Linked DNA regions of Mus musculus: region 1 is linked to region 2. Evidence: chromatin loops called from intact Hi-C (ENCODE). Cell type or tissue: left cerebral cortex. All regions are shown on one strand.

Region 1 (5,000 bases), 47 kb before region 2:
TCAATGACTGTTAAAAATGGGATACCTGGGACTGGAGATGGCTCAGTAGTTAAAAGTACTTGTTGCTCTTGCAGAGGCCCTGCATGTGGTTCCGGGATCTCACAACAGGCATCTCACAGTCACTTGCAACTTCAGCTCCAGGGGATCAGACACCCTCTTCTATCACCTTGTTATGCACCAGTAGATAATCAGTTAACACATGTGGTGTATGTGAATGTACACATACACATGAAATAAAAATAAATAAGTATATTTAAATGAAAATGATACACTCCCCCAAACTAAAAAGGACAAGTTTCTTTTAACCTATATATTTGGATGGTCTTTTATTATTGAGAGATAGTACTCATATACTAACTGCTGCTGACCCAGGCAGGTAGTTGCTTCAGGGCTGGAATTGTTTGAATATTCAAAGACTGATAATAGATATGCACACTGAGTGCTTATTACATACCAGCCACCATGCTAAGTCATTTTCCTACAACAGTCCATTAAATTACTAAAGTTGCCCTATATGGCAGGCTCTATAGTCCCGTTTTGTTGATCAAGAAAGTAAGTAAGATGTTAGCATACTCAAAGTCACCTTACAAGTGAGGGAGTCAAGTCTGAACTCAGGTGCTCTGCCTTAAAATTGTCACTCAAGTGAAGCCTTCTTCTTCCACTTAATCAAATAGCTCCTCTGGTGATCTTGTGTGCTCACTGATCCTAGTGCTGGTACTTGCTCCGCTTCACATTCAGTTTATCATGTACACGTAAGGCAGACAGACTTGCTGTCCATTCCAGTCCAATTAAGAGGCCTCTCTTGGCCCATTGGACTTGCAAACTTTATATGCCCCAGTACAGGGGAATACCAGGGCCAAAAAGGGGGAGTGGGTGGGCAGGGGAGTGGGGGTGGGTGGATATGGGGGACTTTTGGTATAGCATTGGAAATGTAAATGAGTTAAATACCTAATAAAAAATGAAAAAAAAAAAAGAGGCCTCTCTTTTTCACTCACCAGAACAGGCCTTGATTCTTATTTATTTATTTATTCATTCATTCATTCATTCATTCATTCATTCATTTACATTCCAAATGTTGCACCCTCCCAGTCCCCCCTTTTAGAGTTCCTCCCCTCAACTCCCCCTCCCCTTTACCTCTGAGAGGGCAGTCCCCACTCCCCCCGAAACCCCCCACCCCAAGTGCATCAAGTCTCTGTACGTCCATCCTCTCTCACTGAGATCAGCAATGGCAGCCCTCTGCTACATATGTACCAGGGACCTCAGATCAGCCCATGTAAGCTCTTTGGAACTTTTAATCCAAAATTGGTTCCACCGAAAAGAAATGTGGGGACAAAGATGGAGCAGAGACTGAAGAAATGGCTGACCAGTGACCAACCCAATTTGAGACCCATTGCATGGGCAGACACCAATCCTTCACACTATTAATGATGCTATGTTGTGCTTTCAGACCAGAGCCTAGGATAGCAGCCTTCTGAGAAGCTCTACCCAACAGCTGACTGCGACAGATGCAGATACCTACAGACAAACATTAGACAGAGGTTGGGGACCCCTATAGAAGAGTTAGGGTAAGGATTGAAGATAATAAAAACTGTGGGTTAGGACCAAGAGAGCTGGACTTTGAGAGCAGATGGACCACAGAGAGCCTGCCTGGTGACACTGCCAATCCTGATCAGCGTAATCTGTTTTCTCCACAAATAACAAAATGCCCCCAACCAAATATGTGTTGGGCAGAACTGAGTTATGAGATTTCTATTGTATACACACACACACACAGAGCTGTTGGCTGGGGACAGGTCATGGAGATTCTCTAATACCTGGTTTATTTGTCCTTCAAATAAAGGAATTAATTCTCTCTTGCTCTCTGAGCTAAACAATGATGTCCACTTAATGTTGAGCCATTAAGGGTAATGATCTTTCCAACACTGACTTTTGACATCCTGTATGGTCAGATGGGTTCTGGATGGATGGATGGATGGATGGATGGATGGATGGATGGATGGATAGATAGATGGATGGATGGATGGAATACATACTTACAGTACGCCTAATATTGCTCTAGGTGGTCTACAACTATCTCATTAAAAATCAAAAGGGTTCAAATCTAACTCTATTGGACACAAACCAAGTCGTCCAAGGTTATCCCTTGTCCCTTCCTTATCCATAACATGTAGATGATTTAGGCAGAAGTTAGAAGGACATGGGGTTATGTAAGTGGGTTACTTCCACTAGAGTCACCAAAGTCCATATATGAATTTAACTGCTTGCCTTGCTGACTAGCATGTAATCGCCTCTGGTCCTCTGAGGCCCGAGTCTCCTGGGTCCTGTGCAGTGTGAGGGGACAAAGCGTCAGTGACCGCTCTCCTGTTCTAGCATCCCACCCTCCAGGTGCTGCCTTTGTGGGCTCTAGGCAAGAAAATCACAGCCCATGCCAAGACTCCTATTTACAGCAGGGTTCTAAGGAGCAGCTGAGGGAGGGGTATTTTCATTTCCTCAGCACACCCATCTCCCCATATTTAGTTGATACGCTCTAAAGAAAAGGCCCCGACACCTGGGGGTAGACTTTTGAAAAATGTGTGGGCCATATGCATACCTAACTTGCAGCAGGGCCAGGGGGAAATTGGTACAACGCAGCCTGGCACCAGCCATTTTTTTTTTCTAATTCCTTAACATCTTGCCTACAAATTGCATCCTTGAACACTTCAGAGAGTTGAATAAGCCCCAAATGCTTGCAGCTTATTTCATTATTCCTTGTTTGGGCCTTTAAAGGAGAAGGAAGCCGAGGATGTCAGGAACAGTTTAGCAGCATTGGGGCTCATTAGGGTGAAGAGCAGTCAAATAAGCCGATCACTGCATTTCTTTCTTTCTTTTTTTTTTTTTTTTACCAGAATCCTATGTTTCTCTGCAAGCAGTCTCGTGACTGCCTTACCAGTGTGCAGCCTAAACACTCCTCTCTTCATCCCGTTAGCCCATTGGTTGGCTGCCTATTTTTAACTTTTTTTTTTTAAGGAGAAGCTCTCATGGCAACAAGCAGAGTCCACTAGGCTGTGTCGCTCAATGTGCTCAAGATGTGCTAGGGAAGAGCAAGAAGAGAGCCAAGCTTCCGTAGCTCTATTGCTCCTCTGCTCTGTGGCTTTATGCAAGCCGCTGTACCTCTCTGGACTTCAGATCCCTCCTCTGTTTAAATGCAGCATAGGTCATGGTGCCCACCTTCAAGGAGCCAAACTGTTCACAACACTCTGCTACAATGTGTCCTCTCCCTTCTCTCTCTGTCTCTCTCTGTCTCTCTCTCTCTCTCTCTCTCTCTCTCTCTCTGTCTCTCTGTCTCTCTGTCTCTCTCCCTGTCTCTCTCTCTGTCTCTCTCTGTCTCTCTCTGTCTCTCTCTGTCTCTCTCTCTCTCTCTGTCTGTGTGTGTGTGTGTGTGTGTGTGTCTGTGTGTGTGTGTGTGTGTGTGTGTGTGTGTGTGTGTGTGTGTCGCTGTGTCTCTGTGTGTGTGTGGTATATATGGGGGACGGGGTGTCCACACACCCATGTGCATGTGTAAACACCAGAGGAGTTATACTCAGTGCCCTTTTCTATTACTCTCTGCCACATTCCCTTGAAACAGGATCTGTCACCAAACCTAGAGTTCACCTTTTTCCATCTGACTGTCTGCCCTGAGCAGTCTTCCCACCACTGCCTCCCACCTCCAAGTGCTGGAGTTACAGACATGTGTGGCTACACCTAGCCTTTCACTGGTGCTGGGGCCCAAACTGTGTGTGTCTTCATGTTGTGTAGCATGAGCCCTCGCCCACTTAGTGATCTCCACGGCCCCATACCTTTACTCCTAAACTTATGCCAGATACTTTGTCATAGCAGCAAAAATGCTAAATCAGGTCCAAGGTTCTACCTCTAAAGTCCAGATCAGATCATTCTCTCCTCTGCTATTTTTAGAATCAAGTCAGAGAGAGAAAACTTACTCAACTGCATAGCTCTGGCCAATCCTGTAGACGTATGCAAATGGTGATAACTATCTGTGTCTGTATCAGCTAATAGGATGGAAGATATCAATACAGGGTTACATATACTAGAAACATACTTGGGAAGACAGTATGTGCATTCAGGAAAGCTAAGAGAGACATCAGACCATAATGCAGGTCTGACCTCAAATGAAGGAGAAAGGAAGGCAGGAAAAGATAACTTTCAGACCTAAAATGTTTGGGGGAAAAAATACTCAAGCTAAAGTAGCCAAGTGGCCCAACAGAATTCCTCGTGTCCAGAAACAGCCTTTGTTGATATTTTGCCAGGCCCAGCCAGTGTCTGGGAGGAGGCCATGGGCATGAACATAGTGGTGGACTTCAGAGTGCCTGGGACTCTGATCCATCATAGCATCTAAGATCCAAGAGGCTCATCCTCGTGACTGCCGTGGTAACTGTACCACATCACGAAAACATGCAGGACTCTTCTAAGAAAATACTTGTGGGCTAATTCATAAACCTAATTGAACATTTTTGTAACATTTTTTTTCCAAACATAAAACTAGTCAAGATAACAAAAGTAAATTCTGCTAACGAAGTACGTGGGCCGGACATGAAAGACAATTCAAGTATCGTAAGTGTGAAACTCAACTCAACCAGATGTACAAGATATGGAAGACAGCAGAGTTCTGTAGTAAGTGGGTGTGTCCTTTCTTACCTCAATAAGCCCAAATGGAGTATTCACGTCTCTAGTGCATCTGAATGAACATGTCAGTGGACAATTAATTGTAAAGAGTTGTGACAGACAGACCTTTAAGTCATAGCCCAACCCTTAGTGATCACCTTCTCTTCTAACCCCCTTCCTAAGTGTGAGGGACAAAAGTGAGTTAGTTCTCAGCAGCAGGACATGGCAGGGGTCACATGAAGCCACTCCCAGGACAGTCTGACAGTACAGAAGAAAGTTCTGTCAGCCTTTCACAGGCCTCGGGAACTCCTGTGGAGAGAGACCCATGGCGAGCGAGCGACGCTGGCATGCAGAAGCAGCAT
Region 2 (5,000 bases):
ATAAAGTCCAAGAAGAACTTCTAAAACGGGGGTACAGGGTTGAGCCTAGAGGGATGAGAAGGAGCAAAGCAAAGAGAGAAGCATAAAGGACTCAAAGAAATAAAAATACGGAGCCTGGAGTTGGGCATCAAAGAGCTGGTGACTGTGAGCTCTGGGCCATCACCAGCAGAAGGAAATGCCAATGTCTGGGGAGGCAGCTAGACTGTGGGAAGCCAGGTCTCTCCACTCATATCAGCCTAACACTTTCAGGGTGATTATATTGGCACCCACCTTGTAGGAAGGGCTCAGAGGCTTAACATGATTGTCTCTTAAAGCAGTAGATGCAGGTCCTGCTTCCCAGGAAATGCTAGATAAATGTAGACTGTGAGGATTACAATGGGTAACAGGTAGTAAGGGACCATTTCTTCAAACTGTATTTGATATCTATTCAATATAGAGTGATTTCACTGTCCTGGAAGTCCTACTTGACAAGGAGGTCTGGAGTGATTATATGCACCATAATTTGCCTATCATTCCAAAGAAATATCAGATGCCCAGTTCTACTCAATAGAGAAGGTCTTGCAACCCACAACTCCTCCCTCAAGAGTCAAGATCCCTGTATATGTGTTACAGTAAAAACAAATGTTATTATCAAGAGGAATATTAGGTAAAACCAGATACACTGAAACTTACAGTGAGAAAGTGGGGAAGAGCCTTGAACATATGAGCACAGGGGAAAATTTCCTGAACAGAACATCAATGGCTTGTGATATAAGATCAAGAATCAACAAATGGGACCTCATAAAATCACAAAGCTTCTGTAAGGCAAAGGACACTGTCGATAAGACAAAAAAAGTCACCAACAGATTGGGAAAAGATCTTCTACATACAATAGAAGGCTAATATCTAATACATACAAAGAACTCAAGAAGTTAGACTCCAGAGAAACAAATTATCTTATTTTAAAATGGAGTACATTTACACAATGGAGTACTACTCAGTATTAAAAATAACAAGTTTATGAAATTCATAGGCAAATGGATGGATCTGAAGTATATCATCCTGAGTGAGGTAACCCAATCACAAAAGAATGCACATGATATGTACTCACTGATAAGTGGATATTAGCCCAGTAGCTCAGAATACCTAAAATACAATTCACAAACCATATGAAACTCAAGAAGAAGGAAGACCATAGTGTGAATACTTTGATCCATCTTAGAAACAGGGAGCAAAACATCCATGGAAGGAGTTACAGAGACAAAGTGTGGAGTAGAGACTGAAGAAATGACCATCCAGAGACTGCCCCACCTGGGTATCCATCCCATATACAATCACCAAACCCAGACACTGTTGTGGATGCCAACAAGAGCTTGCTGTCAGGAGCCTGATATAGCTGTCCTCTGGGAGGCTCTGCCAGTGACTGACAAATACAGAAGTGGGTGCTCACAGTCATCCATTGGACTGGGCATAGGGTCCCCAATGAAGGAGCTAGAGAAAGGACCCAAGGAGCTGAAGGGGTTCCCAGCCCAATAGGAGAAACAACAATATGAACTAATCAGTACCCCCAGAGCTCCCAGGGACTAAACCACCAACCAAAGAAAACACGTGGTAGGACTCATGGCTCCAGCTGTATATGCAGCAAAGGGTGGCCTACTCAGACATCAATTGGGGGGTGGGAGATACCCTTTGTCCTATGAAGTCTCTTATGTCCCAGTGTGGGGGAATGCCAGGGCCAAGAAACAGGAGTGGGTGGGTTGGTGAGCAGGGGAAGAGGGGAGAGGATAGGGGGAGGGTATTTTTCAGAGGGAAAACCAGGAAAGGGGATAACATTTGAAATATAAATAAAGAAAATAATCCAATTAAAAACACAAACAATAACAACAACAACCAAAAGAGGAATGTTAGGATTAAAATCATGAAGTAAGAAACACTAAGGAAGGTAAATACATGGGCCTGAATTGGACGATCACCACTGCTCTTGGTTGCCCACCAGAACTTGATGTAAGACCCTGTTGCTAAAGACACTACATACTTTCATCATAGGACAAGGAGAAACCAATGACCTAGAAGATTTCTATCTGCTAACAAGCTTTCAGAGTACCAGAAGGTTCTATACAGGCTGCTCAGGGAGAAAAGTCTTACCCAGGGTGAATCCTGCAAGCTTTATTAACAACTAGCATGGCAAATATGCCCATCAGTGCAATCACGAATGTCATGGGGGCCCCAAACTTCTTTCTAATTGTATTTAAAGCCTACTCCACAGGAGAAGACTCATACCTGATACTGTAAATCTGGCTAAGCAGCTATAGTTAGAAAGCTCATAGACCGCACCCCAAGAGTAAACTTACTGCTTCTTGTTGTTGTTGTTGTTGTTGTTGTTGTTATTGTTGTTATTGTTGCTGCTGCTGCTGCTGTTGTTGTTGTTGAATGGATATAATATTAAAGTGTCCTCTACATTCTTATCTCTATTCCAGACAGGGAGTTAGCTGTGATGTCACTGAGGAAAACTGCAGTTGCATCATGTAGCTCTGTTGCCTGAAGGTCAGGTGCCCCTTTGTGGTTAGATATCCTTGAAGCTGCAGTCGAGCTGTTTCCGCTACACCAGAAACTAGGCCACCTGGGCATTTGCCCACACACGTACGCTAACAAAAGATCCTTGGTCTCAAAAGAGATGATGTCATCCAAAGATCACCTGCATTGCTGTTTTGACACTCCTCCACTTTTGTAGAGATCATGGGAAGAAATGCCCTAAAAGGAAAATCCACTATGATTTGGGAAAAAGAGTCTTATCCCATGAATATGCCACTCACTTCTTAAATAGTCATAAAAAGTGACTAAAAATCTACAAGACAGCTGGTCATGGCATTGCATAACTTTATTCCTAGCACCTGGGAGACAGAGGCATGTGTATTTCTGTGAGTTACAAGCCAGCATGATCTACATAGTGAGAAAGGCTACATGGAGAAACCCTGTCTCAACAAAACAAACAGAAATTCACCACACAGAACCCACTAGGTTCTACTAGGGTGCTACTCTGCTCCACTCAGGGCAGCCTACTCCAGAGCCTCTTTGAAGTGTTCTGCTCAGTTTCACTAACTTAACTGCTGCTTTGCTAAATAAGTGTGTGTGTGTGTGTGTGTGTGTGTGTGTGTGTGTGTGTGTGTGTGTGTGTGCTAACCGTTTGTGTCCCTTGATTGAAGTCATTCCTACAAAAATACAAGAACTGAGAGACCCCTACAATGTCTGCCACAGAAGAACCACAGTTCTGTTCAAATAAATTTGACATTTGTCTAGCTTCATATCCCAGAAAGGTCATAACAGCCTCACATCTACTATATATAACCCCATCTACCTAGGATGGCTTCAATCTCCCATCAAAGTCTTACCCACTACTACTTCCATTTACCACAGTCTCCATCTTCATCAGTCTTCCTTCATCCCTCACACATCCATTACATTAGAGCCTCCATCTATCACAGTCACCGATTGTCCATCACAGTCCTCACCCCATCAAAATCTTCATCCATCACAGCCTCTGTCCTTCACAGTCTCCGTCCAGACCAACCTACATCAGTCTGTTTATAAGGATCCATCCATCCCTCACAGGCTCCATCGTGAATCCATCCATCACAGTCACTATCTGTCCATCACGGTCTCCACTCCCCCATCACAGCCTCCTTCCAGGTCCCACAATCACAGTTCCCATCACAATCACGATCCACCACAGTCTGCATGTGTCTATTGTTCTATCCATCACAAGCCTATCACAGTCTCCATCTACACATCGCAGGTTCTGCTTATTCACCATGGTCCTAATCCCCATCACATCCCCTTCCTATCCTTCACACTCTTTCTCCATCCATCATTCTCTATCCATTCATTAGAGTCTGCTCACTAGTATCTGTCTGTCCATGGCTGTTTCCATCCATCAATCGGATGTCCGTCCACATATCTCAATGTATATACATCACAGTGTCTATCAGCTGCTCCCACTGTGTCAAATAAGTCAAGCCCCTCCCTTTCTGTGTCTCTTGCATCACTCCCCTTACTCTGCAAACAGGGATTCTAAGGCTCAGAGAGCTGAATTAGCTAACTTAGAAGTCACACGAATGGGAGATGACAGAGTTCAAAATTTCAGGCTGCTTCTTTTCCATCATAAAGAAAGAAAGCACTTGGGGTAATATAGGGCTACTTGGAAACCTGACATTTAATTATCGACAGGCCAGAACAGAAAGTTATTTCCTCCCACAGCACAAAAAAATTTGACCAATAAGGAAGTTATAAACTAATGACTTTCATGAGATTTTTCCTTTTTCCATTTCTAATCCTACTTCTATCTACCTACTTCCTTCAAGACTATCTAGTGGGATTGTCTTAGACCATTGGATGACATTTTCCCCTTTCTGGTTTCTGTTTGCCATCGGCCAGAGCTGCCCACACTCTCCCCAATTGTTCCATTTCTATTTATTTTCCTCTCCTCCACTTTTCTTTTCTTTTTTTTTTTTATTTAACCACAAAACTAATCACTATCCTTACTCTGTTTTTTTTTTTTTTATCCCACTCATACCCTCGATAACTAATATCTGTGCCAGGGCACAGATCTGGAAATGATGGGATAGCTTATAAGATTCAGATCTTTCCACCACTAAGGACTTAAGCCGGCAGCAGGCTTGGCAGCAAATGTATTTACCCACCAAGCCATCATTCCAAACCGATTCACTTCTTAAAATCATTGGAGTCAAATCAGATGGTAGCTATTTAACTGATTTTTACTGTATTATCATAGTGGTTATCATGTTCATTAACATCATGCTAACAGTGATTGTTTCCATGAACAATCCCTATTTCTAGGGTAACACTAAGGAACTGTGCCTAAGGCCCAAAGTGCTAGGTTATGAGTCTAACTACCTAGCTAGACTCCCCAGTCCAATGGATAGAAGCGACAACTTAGCTCTACTTCAAACTAGTATTTCTTGAATATTGGAAGTAGTTCCACTAAAAGAATAAGTCATTCAATT

The links. A loop is a pair of places that touch in the nucleus more often than their neighbours do. Peaks named below come from ENCODE experiments on the same cell type or tissue, not always from the same donor. Only the 100,000 strongest peaks of a DNase experiment are listed, where the experiment ranks them.
Region 1: it touches region 2 in a loop (5-fold over the local background); 1 of 42 quality-filtered maps calls a loop at or near these places.

The regions. Positions count from the first base shown.
Region 1 is chr4:56,624,430-56,629,429 of GRCm38, forward strand. The region is part of intron 6 of Gm34687 (a long non-coding RNA gene); the gene reads right to left. Among named protein-coding and RNA genes, the nearest start is that of Gm26144, 52 kb to the right of the region's middle. In left cerebral cortex, no CTCF peak of the experiment used is centred here; DNase peaks (open chromatin) are centred at 2,706 and 2,965.
Region 2 is chr4:56,671,504-56,676,503 of GRCm38, forward strand. All of the region lies in intron 5 of Gm34687 (a long non-coding RNA gene), which reads right to left. Among named protein-coding and RNA genes, the nearest start is that of Gm26144, 5.0 kb to the right of the region's middle. In left cerebral cortex, no CTCF peak of the experiment used is centred here; DNase peaks (open chromatin) are centred at 2,636 and 2,820.